Regions from separate parts of the Homo sapiens genome. Here region 1 is linked to region 2. Evidence: chromatin loops called from intact Hi-C (ENCODE). Cell type or tissue: endothelial cell of umbilical vein. All regions are shown on one strand. Each heading gives the region's core, and the rest is flanking DNA. Links, peaks and the distances in the headings are about the cores only.

The links. Hi-C counts contacts between places; a loop is a spot of excess contacts. Peaks named below come from ENCODE experiments on the same cell type or tissue, not always from the same donor. Only the 100,000 strongest peaks of a DNase experiment are listed, where the experiment ranks them.
Region 1: a loop joins it to region 2, with 10 times the contacts of the local background. A loop is called at or near these places in 2 of 110 quality-filtered maps.

Annotation. Positions count from the first base shown.
Region 1 is chr13:44,464,463-44,474,274 of GRCh38, reverse strand. The region is part of intron 1 of TSC22D1 (TSC22 domain family member 1); the gene reads left to right. LOC124903167 (a long non-coding RNA gene) reads right to left here. Exons shown (of 4, transcript XR_007063778.1): 4 at 9,584-9,654. Among named protein-coding and RNA genes, the nearest start is that of TUSC8, 63 kb to the right of the region's middle. In endothelial cell of umbilical vein, for the core only: a CTCF peak has its summit at 3,104 (motif pointing right); DNase peaks (open chromatin) are centred at 2,474 and 3,204; H3K27ac peaks cover 847 bases.
Region 2 is chr13:44,237,731-44,247,848 of GRCh38, reverse strand. No RefSeq gene overlaps it. Among named protein-coding and RNA genes, the nearest start is that of MIR8079, 47 kb to the right of the region's middle. In endothelial cell of umbilical vein, for the core only: a CTCF peak has its summit at 4,389; a DNase peak (open chromatin) is centred at 4,448; H3K27ac peaks cover 1,008 bases.

The DNA.
Region 1 (9,812 bases), core at 1-8,000, 230 kb before region 2:
AAAGCCACCATAGTCTGTAGCGTGAAGCTTTTCCTATAGTCTAGTGATAATCCTGCTGTGAGTACCTCACTGTAATTCAAATAATTGTGGAAGGAATTGTCTCTCAGTTGTCCTAAGTCCTGCCTAGTACCTTGAAAAGCAGTTGGTTTCTAAATACTCAGCTTGGAGGGTGAAATAAGGTTCAGTTCAGCCATTTTAGTTCTTTGCTTTGTTTTTCCCAGCTGGAAAAATTTTAAAGCTATTTTAAAAATCACTTGGAGGATTATTTGGAGATCATGATAGAAATTTTTTACTGGTTAACTGAGATGAATTGTATAGTCCTTTTTTAGCTTAAGATCTTTAAACATTTAGTTGCATAACAGCTTTTTAATTTGTTGGACTCCTCAGTTGAAGCCATTACAAATTGGCTTAAAATTGTAAAAGATTGAGTATTATATTGAGCCTTTCTATCAGAAAACATTAGCTTAATTAGTCTATAATTAAAGATGATGTTAGCTGTACTTTAGTTTGTCTTAGGAATAGAGGTCCTCAAATTATATGTAAACCATCAGTTGCATGGTTCTTTTGAAATGTGGATTTTTGTGAATGCTTAATAAAGCTGGCCTGACTAGCTTAATTTAAAAATATATACATCTATGCTAAATATATACACACACACACACACACACATATATACTGCTTCTACTGTTTGTATAACTTAAACTGATTTGCATGCTGACAAAAGTACTCATCCAATTGTACAGTTTTATTTTTATTTATTTATTTATTTTTTATTTTTAGAGTCAGGGGTCTTGCTCTGTCGCCCAGGCTGGAGTCCAGTGGCATGATCTTGGTTCACTGCAACCTCGACCTCCTGGGCTCAAGAGATCCTCCTGCCTCAGCCTTCCAAGTAGCTGGGACTACAGGTGTGTGCCACCATGCCCAGCTAATTTTTGTATTTTTTGTAGAGATGGGTTTTCACCATGTTGCTCAGGCTGGTCTCAAACTCCTGACCTCAAGTGATCCACCTGCGTTGGCCTCCCAACGTGCTGGGATTACAGGCCTGTGCCGTTGTGCCTGGCCTCCAGTTGTATAGTTTTAAATGAATGTAAAATACTTGAGTGATTGGTAGATTTAATATTATTTAATAAATTTAATATTTTAAATCTAAAAATGCATTAATCAGTTTGAATAAAAGATGTACATTGGGTCTGCAATTCCGTTTTAAAAAGAGGAATTCCCCTGCACAAGCTCTCTCTCTTTGCCTACTGCCATCTATGTAAGACGTGACTTGCTCTTCCTTGCCTTCCGTCATAATTGGGCTTCCCTGGCCACGTGGAACTGCAAGTCCAAGTAAATCTCTTTCTTTTTTAAATTGCCCAATCTCAGGTCTTTATCCACAGCATGAAAATGGACTACTGCAGTTGTACAATTAGATGTGGAGCTTATTTTGAGAAGAATTTGAGGGATAGAAGGAATGTTCAAAAATATATACCTCAAAACAAAGAAAATTGCCTTTCCTTGAAGATTAGGTCATGGCTCACTGCAGTCTCAACCTCCCAGGCTCAGGCAAAGGCAGTCCTCCCACCTCAGCCTCCAGGGTAGCTGGGTCTACAGGCACATGCCACCACAACCGGTTAATTGTATAGCCAGGGTTTCACCATTTTGTCCAGGGTGGTCTCAAATTCCCGGACTCAAGTGATCTGCCCACCTCAGCCTCCCACAATATTGGGGTTACAGGCGAGGACTATGCTTTTTCATGTTTCCGTTTTAGGGACCTGGTACACATAGCAGGTCCTCATATGTTTGTTGAGTGAGTGAGTGGGTGAGAGGGGAGACAGAAATCAGATATGTCAATGGTTGAGAGTGTCTGAAGGATTGATACCAGTGTGCAAAGTAAAACATGCTGTCTCATATGAAAAAAAAGGAACAGTTCTCAAGTTGTGAGACAAAAGAGATGACCAGTATTTGTTAAATAGAAGAATTCAAAGGATGCTGTATAACAGAAAAATGCCACAGTTTATCTTTGCATTTGTGACCCCTCTTTATTCCAGGGGTCACATTCTAAGACTCCCCATGGATGCCTGCAACTGAGGATAGGATCAAAACCAATATTCAGTATGTTTTTTCCCTATACATACATACCTCTGATAAAGCTTAATTTATAAATTAGGCACAGTAAGAGATTAACAACAACAGTAATAGAACAATTATAACAATATGCCAGCATTACTACTCTTGCACTTTGGGGCTATGAAGTAAAATAAGGGTTACTTGAATCCTCCAATCACTTTGACACGCTGACAGTGGATCTGATAACTGAGACAGTTACTGGGTGACTAATGGGCAAGTAGTGTATACAATGTGGATCTGCTGGACAAAGGGAGGATTTCAGCACATAATTTAACATTTATGACTTATTTCTGGAATTTTCCACTTAATATTTTTGGAGTATAGGTAACTAAAATTATGGAAAGTGAAACCACAGATAAGGGAGGACTCCTGTAATTGGTAGTTTATATTTTCACAGGATAAGCTTTCAATATTTTATTTGTCAAAGGAGACTTAGTCATCACTTAACAATTTTCTAAAAGTAATTATTGTAGATGATGCTCTGAAACTGCCAGTGGTTCTGTATTTTAATTCACTGTTTTAGAACTATTCTCTTATACGTCAATATGATGTTAAGAAACTTAAGTCTATTTAGGTTCATTGAAGAGTCTGAACAATCTAAAAATTATAAGTTTAGTAAAGATATAGAAATTTACCATACTTAATCTCTACTTGTAGTTAAAAATTGATCAAGCAATGCTATCTAGTAAGTTTTGCAGTTCTATTTATTTAACATTCCGGCTATTTAACTGTCAGAAAGGAAAGTGTGATGGTAAGAGTTTATCAAGAGATCCAAGTGCTACACAATTGCATTTCCACATCTTATGTTGGAAGAGATAATTTAGTTTTGACCTGAGAAATAATTTCATTTCAAACAAATTTCAGTGCATTTTAGCTAATGTCAGCATGAGTATTTAATATTTTAAAATAACTTTATCTTGATTAATATTTTTTCAAATAAGCACATTTTTTAAAATTAGAAAATTTATGGTAAAGTATGAAGTACTTTTGAACAGGTACCACAAGGTGGCAGGATTGTATTTTGTAGATTCTTTTTGCTTTGATGAACAGCAAACCATTGGTTATCTAAAATCTAAGTTTTCCAGATAGTTGGCTATTACACACTTTATATGCCAGAACTTTTAAATTTTAACTTTTTTGATGGAAAACTAAACTATATTTCACATTTCCTGATTTCTTAAGCAGTAGAATATAACTTATCTGTTGTCAGTGAGCCATTTGAATGTATTATTGGATGTGATTAAGATGGAGTGGTCAGTAACAGTAGTGTGGAGGGAATAAGGACTGGTCCCAGCAGAGACTCTGGACCGTGACTCTTAAAAGCTGGGTCTGACGTCAACTTGCTTTTTGCTTTATCTGCATTTTTTTCCTATTGGAGGTGAAGTGAATCATGTGAAGTGCCAGCCTCTGGTGTGGTACAACATGGCTGCTTTCCTGCAAAATTAAATAGCAAATGAAGGCAGACATTGCCTTCTCCCAGCGGCTTTTGTGACACAGGGTATTTGGGGGAAGGAAAATAAACTATGAGGCCTTAAAATTTCTTCTTCAAACACCAGTATCGTAAAGGTAGCACCAGACCATGAGGAATGAGTTCTGTAGTTATGAGAAATATTAGAAACAAATCTAACTGCTCATGGAGCAACTTTAAGGAATCTTTCCTATAAAAATATTTTAGACTCTGAGTTGTACATCATTTGTATGAATGAGATAATAATAATTATAAAGGATGTGGCCAGACGCGAATCTATTTTCCTTTCGAATCCAATTACCTGCTCTGGTAATTGGAGAGCTGTTTCAAGGCAGTTTATGCCTTTATTGGTGATACAACAAGCAGTGGGTAAAATCTTCATCCTTTGGACTTCTTGGTTTGCTCATTAGTGGATACTGTGTTTCCCTTTCCACAGGCTTCCAGGTCTGGAGTTGTTCTGCGAACCTGTTATAAAAGATTTGACTAGGGGGAAGTTTTCTTTCATATTTGTTCCCTTCATTAATTACTTGCATATTTTTCTAATCTTTTAAAAGATGAATCAGTTTAACATCACATAAGCACTAAGAAAGCAACAGTTGAGCCCTACCTTAAGGGGAGAGGAGAGGGCATGGTTTCCAGCAGCAATCCTTTCTCTGGCTCTCTAAAATGTTTATCTACCTGTCACTTTCTTACTCATATGGATTTTGCATGATGGCTGCATAAATCATCATATTTCCCCCCTCATCTTAAATTCAGTCCTCAAGGGGTAATGGAGAACTTTTATAAGAGCTCCAGAGAAGCCACAGGAAATAACTGATAAATTAGCTCCACCTGAAATGGATATTAGGGCATCGTCAATTGACTCTTCTCAGTTCTGCTTGGTAGTAGAACTTTTTTTTAAACTTCATAGTAGACGAGTAAGTGGAACTTTCATGACTTAAATAGATAGATAAATTTCACTAGCTTGTACTTCTAGGATTGGGTACATTTTCCTCTTGGCATGGTACTATGTGTTTTCAAGTAAAAATAATACAATTCAAGTCTGACAAACTGGCTCAGTGAATTATACAAGATTCGTGCTTTAAAACACAGTCTACACCCTCCCTGTTGCTTTGGGGCAGAGTTTTTGAGTAATTGGACATCTAAAACTAACTCTGAACTTCAAGATTACCAGAAAGATCAGATGCAAGAGCTTAATTTGTGTTAAGAACATCCTCCTACATATTCTGCCAAAAGTTTAAGAGCTATTAGTAAAAGCAGCTCATTTGAAGTAGTATGAGATTTGAACATTTAACTCCAAGATAGCTAGAATTTTATTAAAACGGATTTAAAGAATTAGCCCACAATTTAAATACTTTTCTCATTTTAAATGTGGCTTAAGATGTATTTGTCTTTATGAAGGAATTTTGGATTAAAAACTGTACTGTAGTTGAATTTAGGAAAGGGAAGCCGGAGATGGGTAGGCGGTGGGTACTTATAGATCTTGAATGCCTGGTTATAAAGATTGGGGGCTTACCCTGTAGGTACCCTGTAATCATTAACAGACTTGTAATTGCATGGGTGACAGGCAGGAAATGTTTTAAGAAAATTAGCCTGAAAGCGCAGGGTGCATTTGCTTGGATCCAGCTGGAGAGAGATTGGAGCCAGATGGACCAGTTGAGATGATATGGCAATCAATAATCTGGAAGTTTTATGATATAAATCTGAATTAGTGTGATGTCAGTAGGAATACAGAAAGAATTTAAAAGCCTTTAAGATATTATTAGGGCAGAATTGATAAAACATAGCAACTTGCTAGGTGAGGTTAAGAAAAAACTATGTTATATAAAATTTCTATTTTTGTTAGAAACAGCAAACTTAGACATAAGCCAGTCTTCTACAGGAAAACTATTTCTGTGCATTTAGCATATTATAAATTCTTCATAATAAAGATGATAATATTTCTTGATATAAAGACCAGTAATAGGAGATACTGTTGATTTTGTGTCTGATTTCAAAGAGTGAAATGGCTAAAGCGACTTGAACATTCCCATAGTATAGCGGTTCCCAAATGCTGGATTAAATACCAGCTACCTCAAAAAATTACTTGGTTTGTTGCAGGTGGAAGGTATCTTAAATAATGCAGAATGTCATGGTTAGGAGCACAGACTGTTTTGAAACCTGGATCCATCTACTATGGGCAAGTTACTTCTCTGTGTCCCAGGTGACTGTTAGGGTTGTTACAGGAACGAAATAAGATGATACATACAAAGTGCTTAGAAAATTGCCTAGCATATTGTAAATGCTGAATAAATGGTAGCAGCTTTTTTAAAAAAAAAATTCAATAGCTTTAGGGGTACAAGTGGTTTTTGGTTACATAGATGAATTGTACAGTGGTGAAGTCTGGGCTTTTAGTGTACCCATCACCCGAATAGTGTACATTGTACCCAACAGGTGATTTTCTATCCCTCACCCCCTTTCTACCTACCCCACTTCTGAGTCTCCAGTGTCCGTTATACAACTCTGTATGCCTTTGCATACCCATGGCTTAGCTCATGTTTATAGGTGAGAACATTTGGTATTTGGTTTTCCATTCCTGAGTTGAGTTTGCTTTGAATGATGGCCTCCAGTTCTGTCCAAGTTGCTGCAAAAGATATTATTTTGTTCTTATATGGCTGTTCTTTTTATTCCATTGTGTGTGTGTGTGTGTGTGCGCGTGTGTGTATAGGTTGATCCCATATTTTTGCAATTGTGAATTATGCTGTGATAACATATGAGTGCTAGTGTCTTTTTTATATAATGACTCTTTTCCTTTTGGTAAATACCCAGTAGTGGGATTGCTGGATTGAATGATAGATCTTCTTTTAGTTTTCTGAGAAATCTCCATACTGTTTTCTACAGAGGTTGTACCAATTTCCCACCAACAGTGTATAAATGTTCCCTTTTCACTGTATCTGTGCCAGCATCCATTGTTTTTTGACTTTAAACAATGGCCATTCTCCCTGGGGCAAGGTGGTATCTCATTGTGGTGGTTTTGATTTGCATTTCCCTGATGATTAGTGATGTTGAGCATTTTTTCCATATGTTTCTTGGCCATTTGTATATCTTCTTTTGAGAAATATCTATTCATATCCTTTGCTCACTTTTTAACGGAGTTATTTTTTTTTCTTGCTGATTTGTTTGAGTTCCTTGTAGATTATGGAGATTATTCCTCTGTCAGGTGTATAGTTTGCAAATATTTTCTCCCATTCTGTAGTTTGTCTGTTTACTCTGTTATTTCTTTTGCTGTGCAGAAGCTTTTAGTTTAAGTAAGTCCCATTTATTTATTTTTGTTTTTGTTACACTTGCTTTTGGGATCTTAGTGATAAATTATTTGCTAAGGCTAGTGTCCAGAAAGTGTGTCCTGGGTTTTCTTCTAGAATATTTATGGTTTCACGTCAGGTATCCATGTCCTTAATCTATCTCAAGTTAATTTTTATATATGGTGAGAGACAGGGAGGGATCCAGTTTCATTCTTCATAGCAGCTATTTTTTTTTGTTTTTTTGTTTATTTTGAGAAGGAGTCTTGCTCTGTTGCCCAGGCTGGAGTACAGTGGCGTGATCTTGGCTGACTGCAACCTCCACCTCCCGTGTTCAAGCAATTCTCCTGCCTCAGTCTCCGGGTAGCTGGGACTACAGGTGTGCACCACCATGCCTGGCTAATTTTTGTATTTTTAGTAGAAATGGGGTTTCGCTTTGTTGGCCAGGCTGGTCTCAAACTCCTGACCTCAAGTGATCTGCCCACCTCGGCCTCCCAAAGTGCTGGGATTACAGGCTTGAGCCACCATGCCCGGCCATAGCAGTTATTGTTGCTAATTTATTATTTTATATCTCTGGAGATTCTAATTCATAAGGTTTGACATTGGGCTCAGGAATCTATATATTGTTTTCTTTTTTTTTTCTTTTTGAGACACGGTCTCATTCTGTCACCCAGGCTGGAGTGCAGTGGTATGATCTCAGCTCATTGCAGCCTTGACGTCCTGGGCTCAGGTGATTCTCCTATCTCAGCCTCCCAAGTAGCTGGGGCTACAGGTATGCATCACAACACCAGGTTGATTTTTTGTATTTTTAGTAGAGACAAGATTTCACTATGTTGTCCAGGCTGGTCTTAAACTCCTGAGCTCAAGCGATTCGCCTGCCATGGCCTCCCAAAGGGCTGGGATTACAGGCATGAGCCACTATGCCCGGCCAAGGAATCTGTATTTTTAAAATATCCCCTCCTGTGACTCTGATTACCAAGTTTGAAAACTTTTGTTGCCACCCACTTATCTACCTCCATATAATAGGATGGTATTTAAACCACTCTGTACATTTTTGTCCTTTATTTTGACATTCCAAAGATGGCCATGTTTTAAAATGGTACGTGCTATTATTTGTATGTGCTAAGTCGCACTGAATAGTTTACCCAAATCCCTCTGGTACTAGTTCTAAGCTTCCACCCTCTCCCTATACCCCTTCCCTAGCTTCTTGAGGATCGTAAATCCTAGCCCTTGGATGCCAGCCCTATGTGCTGCCTTCTTGAGAAGTCTAGATGAGTGCTCCTGGGGGATTGGCCCTCACACTGCAGCTCTGCTTATTTCCAGCCCTGCTTGTGTCCTAGGAATATCCTTGTAAATTTTGTTGGGAAAAATGAACAAACAGTCTTATTTGCTAATTAAAAATTGCAAAGTTTTGTTTGTTTGTTTGTTTGTTTGTTTTTTCTTGAGGCAGAGTTTCGCTCTTGTTGCCCAGGCTGGAGTGCAATGGCACAATCTCAGCTCACTGCAACCTCTGCCTCCTGGGTTCAAGCGATTCTCCTGCTTCAGGCTCCCAAGTGGCTGGGGTTACAGGTGCCTGCCACCACACCTGGCTAATTTTTGTATTTTTAGTAGAGACAGGGTTTCACCACGTTGGCCAGGCTGGTCTTGAACTTTTGACCTCAGGTGATCCACTCGCCTCGGCCTCCTAAAGTGCTAGGATTACAGGCGTGAGCCACTGTGCCTGGCCCAAATTGCCAACTTTTTAATACATAAGTAATATCAGTCGTGGGCTTTGTTGTTGTTTAGAAAATTTCTTCCTAAGAGCTATTCTCCAATGCTCTGATTGCTGCCAGTGCCCCCTCTGGTCTAGTGGTTTGTAGCCCTGGCTTCACATTGAAATCACCTGTGGCAGCTGACTCACACAAGATGAGTACAGTCTGAATCTCTGAGGCATGAGCCTGAACATCTGTATTTTTTAAAAGCTTCCTACATGATTCTGAAGTTCATCCAAGGTTGAGAACCACTGAATTAGTCTCATCATTGTCATGCTCGTGTCCCCCCACAGAGTCCTATTAGAAAAAGGAATGCTTCAGCCATATGACGTGAATATAGCTTTCTTAGCCTGGCAAAGTCTTCGGGGGTAAAGACAAAGTTTAAGCCTGCATTTTTTTTTCCTGGGAGGCTCTCCTTGTATTCCTGTCTCTGTGCTTTAAACCTTCACACATGCTATTTCCATATTAGGTCAAGGTCCTGTGTTACATACTGTCCTAGTACCGTGAAAGTTTCCTTCAGACATTTCTTCTATGCCACGATATATATGTTCCTAAATACCTCATTCTGCAGCATTATGTGTTAAAAATAAGACAGCCTATGAAGAAAACACGGTGGGGGTCAACCACTCAAAACTTGTGCAGCATTGTAACCAGAGCAGTGAGAAAACAAAAAGTTGGTACCAGTTTAGTAAAACAGCAAGCTCTAATGGTAGGTATTAAAAAATACACAAAGAAGAGTGAAATGCTACCAACATTTTAATTAGAGCAGAGGTGGCAGGTGCTGATATAACACAGAAGGAAGTGGAGCTCCAAACCAGGGGCGCTGCAGTAAGGTTGGGTACAAGAGTCAGGGTAACCTGGCATAAGCTGAAAGGAGCACAAAGCTGGTAGGGGCTCCTGGTGGAAGTGCTTGCTTTTAGGTCTTGTTAAATACAAATGAAAAGATTCTTCCTGCTGCTATACAGCAGAGCTGAGAGCTCTTTCCATTCTTGATAAAGGCTGTAATTCACCAGCTGTACTGAGTGCTCTTGTGAAGGAAAAAACCCTGTGAACCAATACAATTTTTGTGTTATGCTGACATCATTATCCCATTTACTAATCACTTAATTGATTTGCCTTCTAGAAGGAATTAATTTGCCTTCCAGAAACATAGGGAAAAAAAAAAGACTATATCACTATGTCACTATCTGTAATCCTAGACAA
Region 2 (10,118 bases), core at 1,208-9,207:
TGGAGAGCAGTGGCGTGATCTCGGCTCACTGCAACCTCTGCCTCCCAGGTTCAAGGAATTCTCCTGCCTCAGCCTCCCAAGTAGCTGGGACTATAGGCGCATGCTGCCATGCATGGCTAATTTTTTGTATTTTAGTAGAGATGGGGTTTCACCATGTTGCCAAGGCTGGCCTCGAACTCCTGACCTCAGGCAATCCACCCACCTTGGCCTCCCAAAGTGCTGGGATTACAGGCATGAGCCACCGTGCCTGGCCTCTTTCAGGACTTTTCTAACATGATTATTTGAGTGAAATAATTTTCAGGTATATATGTTACATCGCTGAATATCTATCTGCCAATCCTCTGTGAGGACATAGAAAAAGCACAATCTCTATGGAGCCCAAAATAGGTAACATTAACTAGCACTGCTTTAAAGACATTTACACAAACCAACAATTCTTACGACAATCCTATTAATATAGCCTTTTCAGGATGAGGAAACTCAGCAAAGAGATGGTAAATAACTCACACATGAGACAGTTCACAGCCTCCACTGTTCATACTTGGTTCATGTATGATTCATTTATTGGTTCAATAAATATTTATTGGCTGCTCTGTCTAGGTGCTGTTCTAGGCACTGGCTGTGCAGCAGTGAACAGACCTATGGCAAATCCCTGAACACATGGAGCTTACGTTTGAGTGGGAGGCGACTCTCAGAATGCAAATTTTATATGTAGCGTGACATCAATGCCTTCTCTATCAGTCCCTTTTGCATTACTATAAAGAAATACCTGAGACTGGGCAATTTATAAAGAAAAGAGGCTTATTTGGCTTATGGTTCTGCAGGCTGTACAAGCATGGCACCCCAATCTGCTTGGCTTCTGGTGAGGTCTCAGGGAGCTTTTACTCATGGCAGAAGGTGAAGGGGGAGCGGGCATGTCACATGGCGAAGGAGGGAGCAAGAGAGAAGAGGAGGAGATGTCAAGCACTTTAAACAACCAACTCTGACATGAACTAATAGAGAACTCACTTATCACCAAGGGGATGGCACCAAGCCATTCATGATGGATCTGCCCCCATGACCCGAACACCTCCTACTAGGCCCCACCTCCAACATTTGGAATTACATTTCAGTATGAAACTTGGAGGGAGACACACATCTAAACTATATCACCTTCTGAAGCACCTAGCTGGCAAAGGCTGTTTTTTGTTGTTTTTTTTTTTTTTTTTTTGCAGTGGGTGTGTGCTTTAGTGAGTTAATTTTACACCATTGAGTTCCATAGTAACAGACATTGGGTTGCTGTCTTATACCTCACGTGCATCCATGTGAGGGGGTGTTTGAGAACTGTGGGTTCTTTTTAAAGATTATGAAACGATCGGTCCCTTGCTAATTAAGACGTTTTGCCTAATGGGGCAAAAACTGTATTTCATTTGGGGCAGGGGAGGGTCTCAGCAAGGAAGAAAGCCGGAAGCTGAGCTCTCAGTGTGGACTTTTTGGTTCAGTCCTTCTGTCCACACTGCAGGCTGCTTTGCTTCTCTTGGATTTGTGCTGCTTAGGTATGAGCTGCATTCAATGGAGGATGAGAAACGTGCGGAGGCTGGCTCTCTAAGCATCCAAACACCTCTCCCCCTTTGATGTTAGCTCCCAGCACTTCTTGCCATCATAGCAGCAAAGACCATGGGCTCCTTTTCTTTTCTTTCTTTCTTTCTTTTTTTTTTTTTTGAGGCGGAGTCTCCCTCTGTTGCCTGGATGGAGTGCCGTGGCACGATCTCGGCTCACCACAACCTCTGTCTCCTGGGTTCAAGCGATTCTCCTGCCTCAGCCTCCCAAGTAGCTAGAATTACACGTGCCCACTACCACATCTAGCTAATTTTTGTGTGTTTAGTAGAGATGGGGTTTCACCATGTTGGCCAGGCTGGTCTCAAACTCCCGACTTTAAGTGATCTGCTGCCTTGGCCTCCCAAAGTGCTGGGATTACAGGCGTGAGCCACCGCACCCGGTCCATGGGCACCTTTTCTTATGCCCAACTTCTGAAATAACTGGCTTACTTAAAGGCTTGCCAAATGTAGAATGGATAAGTGAAAACATCCCAAGACCAAGACTCATGATAACTAGTTTCTGGTCTTAACTCTAAGAATAAGTAGCTGGAAACTTGGTCAGCACTCAGGGTTTCTGGGCCTCCATATCCTTGTTTTTGAGATGAGAAAGTAAAATCGCAGGTCCCTTCAAACTCAGACCACTGCATATTGTCTCTGCTCCAGGAATTCTTATTTGTAATAATAATAGCTTGTAACTTACATTGTACTTCTGCCTCATAGTGAATCCTAAATGGTAAACCACAAACAGAATCAACCCTGACTTCCTATAGAGCGCCAAGGAGCTGAGAGGTCTCTCTGTCAGGAAAGAGGAAAATTCTATTATTGTTATTGTTATGATTATCAATCATTTATTGGACAACTTGGAATATTCCAGGCACTGTGCTAAATGCTTTATGTATATTATTTCCTTTGATGTTTCAACAATACTGTGGTTTGGTACTTTAATTTTCCTCATTTTATAAACAAGTAAACCAAAGGTCAGAAAGGTTAATCAACTTATCCAGGCTCACATGCTAACAAGTGGTAGAGAGGGATCAAAACCAGGTTTGTGTGGTTTCAAAATCTGTATTTCAGAAAAGATATGTCAAATAGGTATTTACTCTGCACCCAAATGGCGTGTGTGTGTGTGTGTGTGTGTGTGTGTGTGTGTGTGTGTGTGCAGGTATATGAAGGTATTGCTGTCTTGCTGTGAGAGCACTTCTTTTTCCTTTTATCTGCCTCAATTCTGCAGTGGGAAGTCTGTCCATTCCATGGAGATTATCAGCTGAAACAAGGCTGTTTCCCGTCAGACCTGCTTAAGCCATGTCAAGGTGTAAGAGTAACTGGATGCTTTACGTAAACAAAAGGACAAATGAAGGCCAAGCTGGAGTCTCACCTACCTGACTTTTACAGCAGTAAGAGCCTTAATAGGGGCATCAGCGATCTTTATATAAAAACCTAAAATGATTCGCAAAGGGGAAACTGGGATTGTTGGGATTGTTAAAACTTTTGATGACTTTTGTGACCATTAATTACAGTTGCTGAAATGCCTTTCCATAAAGAAGACAACTTCATTCAACTCTTCAATCTCAAGATTACAGCCATTTTCTGCACAGAGAAGGGTACACACTGAGGCATCCACAAGACCTTGATTTCAAACAAATTTGTCTTCCTTTCAGTTAACACTAACAAAGCTACCATTGATGGAAACTAAAGGCATTAAAACCCAGAGCACATCCCCCAGCATGAGAAAATGAATCAGACGATGACCGCTTTGAGAAATGGGCTCTGTGCTGGGACACACTGGGCTGTCTCCTCAGTACAGTCCCAGGCAGGACTTCATTATAAACCGCAGCCCCACCTCACACAGCGCCTCCTCAGCATGACTCACTCACAAAATCATCCCTGCTGGTGGGATGGCCGGCCTCTAACGATGGATTTGCTGTGCTGTTTCATGGAAAACAACAACAACAACAACAAAAAACACACCATAAACCAAAGACTTAATGTCCAGCTGGTGGCTGGGACACCTTGGTGAAGAGGACCCAGTAAACTCAGGGAGGCTAGTGGTGCTGTTTGTGTCTCATGTGGCCCACACCAGCCCACTGGCTGTTCACAATACATTCATCTAGTGTTACTTCAGGGGGCCTCCAGGCCGACCTCCTAACTGAAAACATCATAGACCTTTCACGCAAGTGTTCAACGTGCTGGTGTTTACTCCTGCTGCTGGGCATTCAAAACAACTGCTGATCCCTCATGTTCTCCTTACCTTTGTTCCCCTCCTTGCGAGTTGGGTGTAGGCCCCAATCAGCCTCTGCAGGCCTCTCTGAACCTCATGGTCTGAGTTTGAGGGGACCCAAGAGCTTGCCTTCTTATTTTACAGATGGGGATACAGAGGCCCAGAGACTCTGTGCACCTTGTCAAGGTCCCAGCGCTAAGTCTAGAAACTAGCTGTCATGTCATATCCCTTGGTCTCGGGATATTTTCACTTATCCATTCAACACGTGACAAGCATTTCAATAAGCCAGCTCTTTGAGGAGCTGGGAACAGGGAGATGAAATGGGCCTCTGCCCTGAGCAGCCCCTGGTCTTTGATGTTATGATGGCAAGAAGCACTGGGAGCTAACATCAAAGGGAGAGAGGCCTTCGGATGCTTAGAAAGAGTCTCCCCACAGTTGCTATCCTCCTCTGAATGCGGCTCAAACCAAATCAGCACAAATCCGCTAAATAAAACCACTGGAAAACAAGGTCAAAGTGACAGAGGCCAAGAGCACCAACAAAAGTGCCTTCTTATCCATCTTGGAGCCAAGCTGAAGAGCGGCCCCAAGTGACCAACGGTGGGACTCACGGCTGGGCCTTGTCCCCCCACCCCAGCACAGCCTTGGATGAATCACACACCAGAGAACAACAGGGCTATTTCTCACCAGTCATTTGTCAAGCTGACATCCCTGCCTAGAGTTATTTAGGGCTTTCTAAAGACACTTCTTTCCCTCCCTGCCGCAGGAAGCACCTGCACGGCTGTTGAGTTGTGGTTTTGCTCAATAGCGCTTTGATATCCCTTAAGGCCTTCATCAATTACTCTTCTGTCCCTGATGGGTTGGACTTTGGCTGAGGCAAAGACAGGGAAGCTTAGAGAGGATGATGGAGAGGAAGAGGATGGTGAGTTCCTCTGAGATCTGAGGCCAGCCACTGTCTGGAGGTGGGCTCTTATTGATTTCTGTGGGGGAACCTTCAGGAGAGGACAGTCTGAGTTCTTGGCCAGCTGGACTTGGACCATAACTGCCATGTTCCCATGAGGACAGGTCCCCCTCCTGGAACAGAGCTATGCTCCTGCCAGCTACTTAGAGGAAAAGAGCAGGCCTGTCAGATGAGTGTGACTGGAGCAAACCTGGTCTTCCGATTCAGCTAAATGACATAAGGCAGAGGGGACTTGGAGCGGGATCAGGGAAGAAAAACGGAAATAATGAGAAGACTCAGTGAATGGATCTCTGAAAGCAGTTAGGAGAATTTGAGTTGTTGAGTCTAGAGGAGGCAAGAGTGAACTAAGAATTAGCTTTGATTATAGGCAGAAAAACTGTGCATAAATTAGTGGTCATTTCTACTGAAAATATGGTGTGGGTTGGATTCTTGCTTCCATGGCTGCCCGAGGATTTTGCTCCAGTGTGCTGGCCTGTCTGGGTTATTGCATTATTCTTATTCATGAGGTGGTGGGTCTCCTTCCTTGGAGATTTGCATGAATGGAAATGACATCCTCCCAGATGGAATGGTTTAGGGAAAGTCTTCACGACACATATGTTTCTTCCCTTCAGTTTGCACTGCCCAACATCCCAGCTTGACCCTTATGTCTGAATCAGTTTAGCAGCCTCTTGACTAGTATACAGATGTTCCATCTCTGCCTCCTTCAGTCCACTCTGCCTATGGAGGTCCCACTTATCTTCCTTAAATTCATCTTGGATAATGGCAATGTCCTGCTAAAAATATGTTGATGCCTATTTATTTATTCATCCAACAAATACTGAGCACCTATTGTCTTGAGCACCGATTATGTGCCTGCTGCTTACTCCCGGGCATACAACATGGCACAAAGTGTAGTAGGGCCTCATCAAGGCATTCACTCAGCCTTCCTGTCCTTGTCCTGGAACCTTTTAAGGCCTCATCATCTGCTTTTAACAGATCTTTCTGACCTTTTGCCCACACAAAACCTTTTCTTCCAGCCTAGCCCATTCACCATGATAACCCACCTGGTGTCTTTCTTGTCACCCCAACTTCTGGATAGACTATCCTTATTCGGAGCCCATCTCTCCTGTGAAGCTAACACAAGTCTCCTTGCCTTTAGGAGGATTTCCATGGCCGCTTGGGTTTTAGAATTCTCTAGCACCTCTGTCCCCACAGTGTTTCTTCCTTAGCACTGGGTATGTTCTTCCTGAGTGGAGAGAACTGGCAGCTGCTGTGCCTGCCCTGACCTCCTGTGGCCTCACTCGCCGTGGACAAGTCCTGAGAGAGCTGGAACCTGTGGACATTCTTTCCCTGTCCGTGCTCTGCTGTGGATGATGACAGGGGCAGCTCAGGTGTTTGCTGGGGCTTCCAGAGCATTTGACACCATTAAGAAGACGGAGAGTATACTGAATGTCTAAACTTAAAGGGGGAGAGGCTTTGGGGATCATTTAATAAAACGACCTTGTTTTGCAGATATGGAAACTGAGAACCAGAGAAACTGATTTACCCAAAACCACAAGGTGACGTAGTAGCAGAGTCAAATCTTGTCCACTGTTAAGTTTAGCCTAAAGCTCCCTCCTTATATATTTTAAGTTCATCCTAAAGGTTTCTTCATACATAGTGAGCTGTAACCTAATGGATGTGTGAACAGACTGTAACTTGCTGTTGTGCCAATCATCAAGTTTTGGCCAGTCAAGGCCGTCCAACTGTTTAAATGGTGTTCAATAAGGTAAACACTGAGCTGTGATCAATCTGGCTGTTTCTGTACCTCAATTCTGTTTTCTGTGCATCACTTTCCTTTTTCTGTCCATAAATCTTCTTTGTCACCGTGGCAGCAACAGAGTCCCTCTGAACCTATTCTGGTTCTGGGGCTACCAAGTCATGAATTATTCTTTGCTCAAGTAAACTCTGTTAAATTTAATTTGTCTAAGATTTTTCTTTTAACTAAACTATCCTGTCTCCATATAGTTCAGCAGTTGGAATCCTAAGGAACCTAACATTTCAGGACACACGTAAAACAAATAGAAAGTGTATTAATTTCCTATTGTGCTTGTGACAGATAACCATAGATTTAGTGGCTTACACAAGACAGATTTATTATCTTGCAGTCTGTAGGTCAGAAGTCTAACATGGGTCTTACCAGGCTGAATTCAAAGTGTTGACAGTGCTGTGTTCCTTTCTGGGGGCCCCAGGGAAGAATCTGTGTTTCTACCTTCTCTACTTTCTACAGGCTGCTGGTACCCCTTGTGGCTCCTTCTTCCATCTCCCAGGCCAGCAATGTCAGGCTGAGCTTTTCTCACATTGTCTCATGGACTGACCTAATCTTCTGCCTCCTCCTTCTATTTTTAAAGACCCTTGTGATTACATTGGGCCCATCTGGATAATCCAGGATAATCTCCCATTTTAAGTCATTGTAATAGCAATCTCAATTCCCCTTTGGCCATACAACATTACATATTCATGGGTTCCAGGGATTAGGATGTGAGTATCTCTGGGCAGCCATTATTCTACCTACTACAGGAAAGAGGAAAATGAGGACAAAAACTCCACACACTCTCTCTTGCTTTCTCAATTTCTTTAATTCTCTATGAGGAGAAACAGTTAATTTGAAGATGTTCTAGACCTCTATATTCAACCTCAGGATTTTGTTCTGAGTCATGATCTGGTGAATTTGGTCAAGACACGAAGGAAAGGAATAAAGATGCCAAAACATACAGAAAAGAGGCTCACAAATGTTGACTAAGAGGGTTTAAGAACTAAGAGGAGACCCTCTAGTTTTTGTTTGTTTGTTCTTTTGTTTTTTGAAACTGAGTCTCACTCTGTTGCCCAGGCTGGAGTGCTGTGGTGCAAACTTGGCTCACTGCAACCTCCGCCTCCCAGGTTCAAGCAATTCTCCTGCCTCAGCCTCCTGAGTAGCTGGGATTACAGGTGCATGCCATCACCCCTGGCTAATTTTTGTATTTTTAGTAGAGACGGGGTTTCGCCATGTTGGTCAGGCTGGACTCGAACTCCTGACCTCAAGTGATCCACCCACCTTGGCCTCCCAAAGTTCTGGGATTACAGGCGTGAGCCACCATGCCCAGCTGACTCTCTAGTTTCTAATGGCTTGAGAATTCCCCTCTTTAAGGGTATGGGCTTAATTTGCAAAAGGTGAGTTGATGTGAGACATCTAGATGGAACGCCCAACTTCAAGGCCTATTGGTCAGTAAAATCAGCTAATAAGAGTGGAGGGAGTGGGGGAATGTCCCAGAAAATTTAAGGAAGGAATCAACTAATTTCAAGTTGGAAGGGTTTTACGGACTCATGATCTCACAGAGTCTAAAGGACCTTAGGAACTTCCTTGTCCAGCCTCACACCAAACGCAAGACGGCCATAGATCTTCACCCTTTTTTGTGAGGCTCTGGTTAGGGGTAGGAAATCATCTAGATTCCCTTAGATCTTCTCTAATTCTCTGAGTCCATCACAAATTTCATCTCTAATTAATTATTGGTATTGATGGAAAAATCAGGCAAACGATTCTTTCTGATTTTTTCTCTGCCAGAACACTAGGATGTTGATTGTTACTATATCTTCGTGTGGAGGGTCTAAGATCTCCTAGGCCACATGTAGTATTTAATCCTCACTTATGAGACTGTGAGGACAGGGAGAGAGATCCGAGGGAGGAAATATCTGCTAGCAGACTTGGTGGCCTTCACGGAGGTCTCCTCCTCAGATGTTGTAGTGGCTGTTGTTCAATCTGCCTAGCACCCCTCTCCCACCTCTTCTGGTAACAGACCCAGTTCCTTTAGCTGCTTAGGGGGAACATGTCATAGTGAATGGGCCAATCCACATAATTCCTAGAGGAACTTTTCAATCCTTGTGGGTTGGGAGATGCCTATCTACTCAGGTCACAAGCTTCGGGGAAGTACACGTTGCTGATGGCCACATCCCCACCTTATGGAGAGTGAGCAGGTCTGGGAAGACGGCATCAGACAGGAGCACAAAGGAGAGGGAGGGAGTCCTGAGGGTGTTTTCAGGTCCCTCAGTCCACCATCCTTCGTTATGGTTCAGTTACATGAACAAATACATTTCCCTTTCAGGCTTAAGCTAGTTTAAGATGTATTTCTTCTATTGGCAACCCATGAGTCCTGAGTAATTTAGAATTTTTCATTCTCAGTTTTCCTGCTTTCTAGAGAGTTGGAAGAATGAACTAAAGATCAGAAACTTTTCTTCTCAGAGTCCAACTGGTCCATGATGGTTTGGGGAAGAACCTGCAGAAAGAGAGGGCAGGAAATTAGCAAGGTGAGAAATCACAAAGGTTCTTATATACAGGATCCAGTTGGTGAATTGCAGGGTCCTGTTATCTTTGCTCCTTTTTAGATCTCCACTTGCCTAAAATAAATCATGACCCTACACTTTCAAAGATCCAGGCCAACCTTGGGGCCCCAAGGTGAGTTTTTTTCTGTCTTGTGAAACTGGTGCTACTTGTGTGGTGTAAATCAGAGGGTTAGCAAGTATTCAGTGGATTTGCTGGTAAGCCCAACCTTTTGACAAAAGAGGGGGAAGAAAGAAATAAAAGTAGGGGTGGGGGAAGTAAGCTAGAAGAATAAGGAGAGAGATAGAGATGTGACTCCATCAACAAAATACTGATTGAGTATCTTCTACGTGTAAGACTGTGCTAGTTTCAACTTGCCATTCTAAATCAACAAATAGAACCCTTATTTGTGACTACAGAGGCTGAGAGTTAGGTGTGTCTGGTGTAAGACAGATGCACACCCAGGTATGACCAGCAAGCAGCAAAGTCAATAGGCAATTACTCAGGAAGGCTGTTATGGAAGGAATGAGAATGAATGGGCCCACGCTGACTTAGAAATTAAGTTAAAACATATGGCAAATGTTTTTCTGATATGCACTTAAAGCCTGGAACAGTCCAAGAGGCCCTGGGTTTCCCTGAGAGGGAGGCTTTTAGGAAGAGTGTAGGCTGCCTGTGGCTGCTGCACCTAACTGGATTACAGGCCTCTGTGACGCTGCCCATCACATCTGCTTTTCAGTAATGCCGTAGGGGAGGCAAGCTGTCCCCTTAGACCCTTAGCATGATCTGTCTATGGGTTTCACATTTTTTCCTGGCAGAGTTAGTTTTTCGTGTTTGTTTTGTGAAGAAAAACTTTGTATACTTCTTTCCTTTTTTTTCCTTTGCAATAAAGTGTTGAACAAAATGTATACTATTTTGTCCAAACTTTTTAAGCTTCCAGATTTGGATATGGTGTTTATGTCTGTGGCTTTTAGAAAGTCTGAATGGATCTGAAAGGTCAGAAAATACCTAAACATTTGACTCTACCCTTCAGCTCACACGTGATTGGCTGTGCAT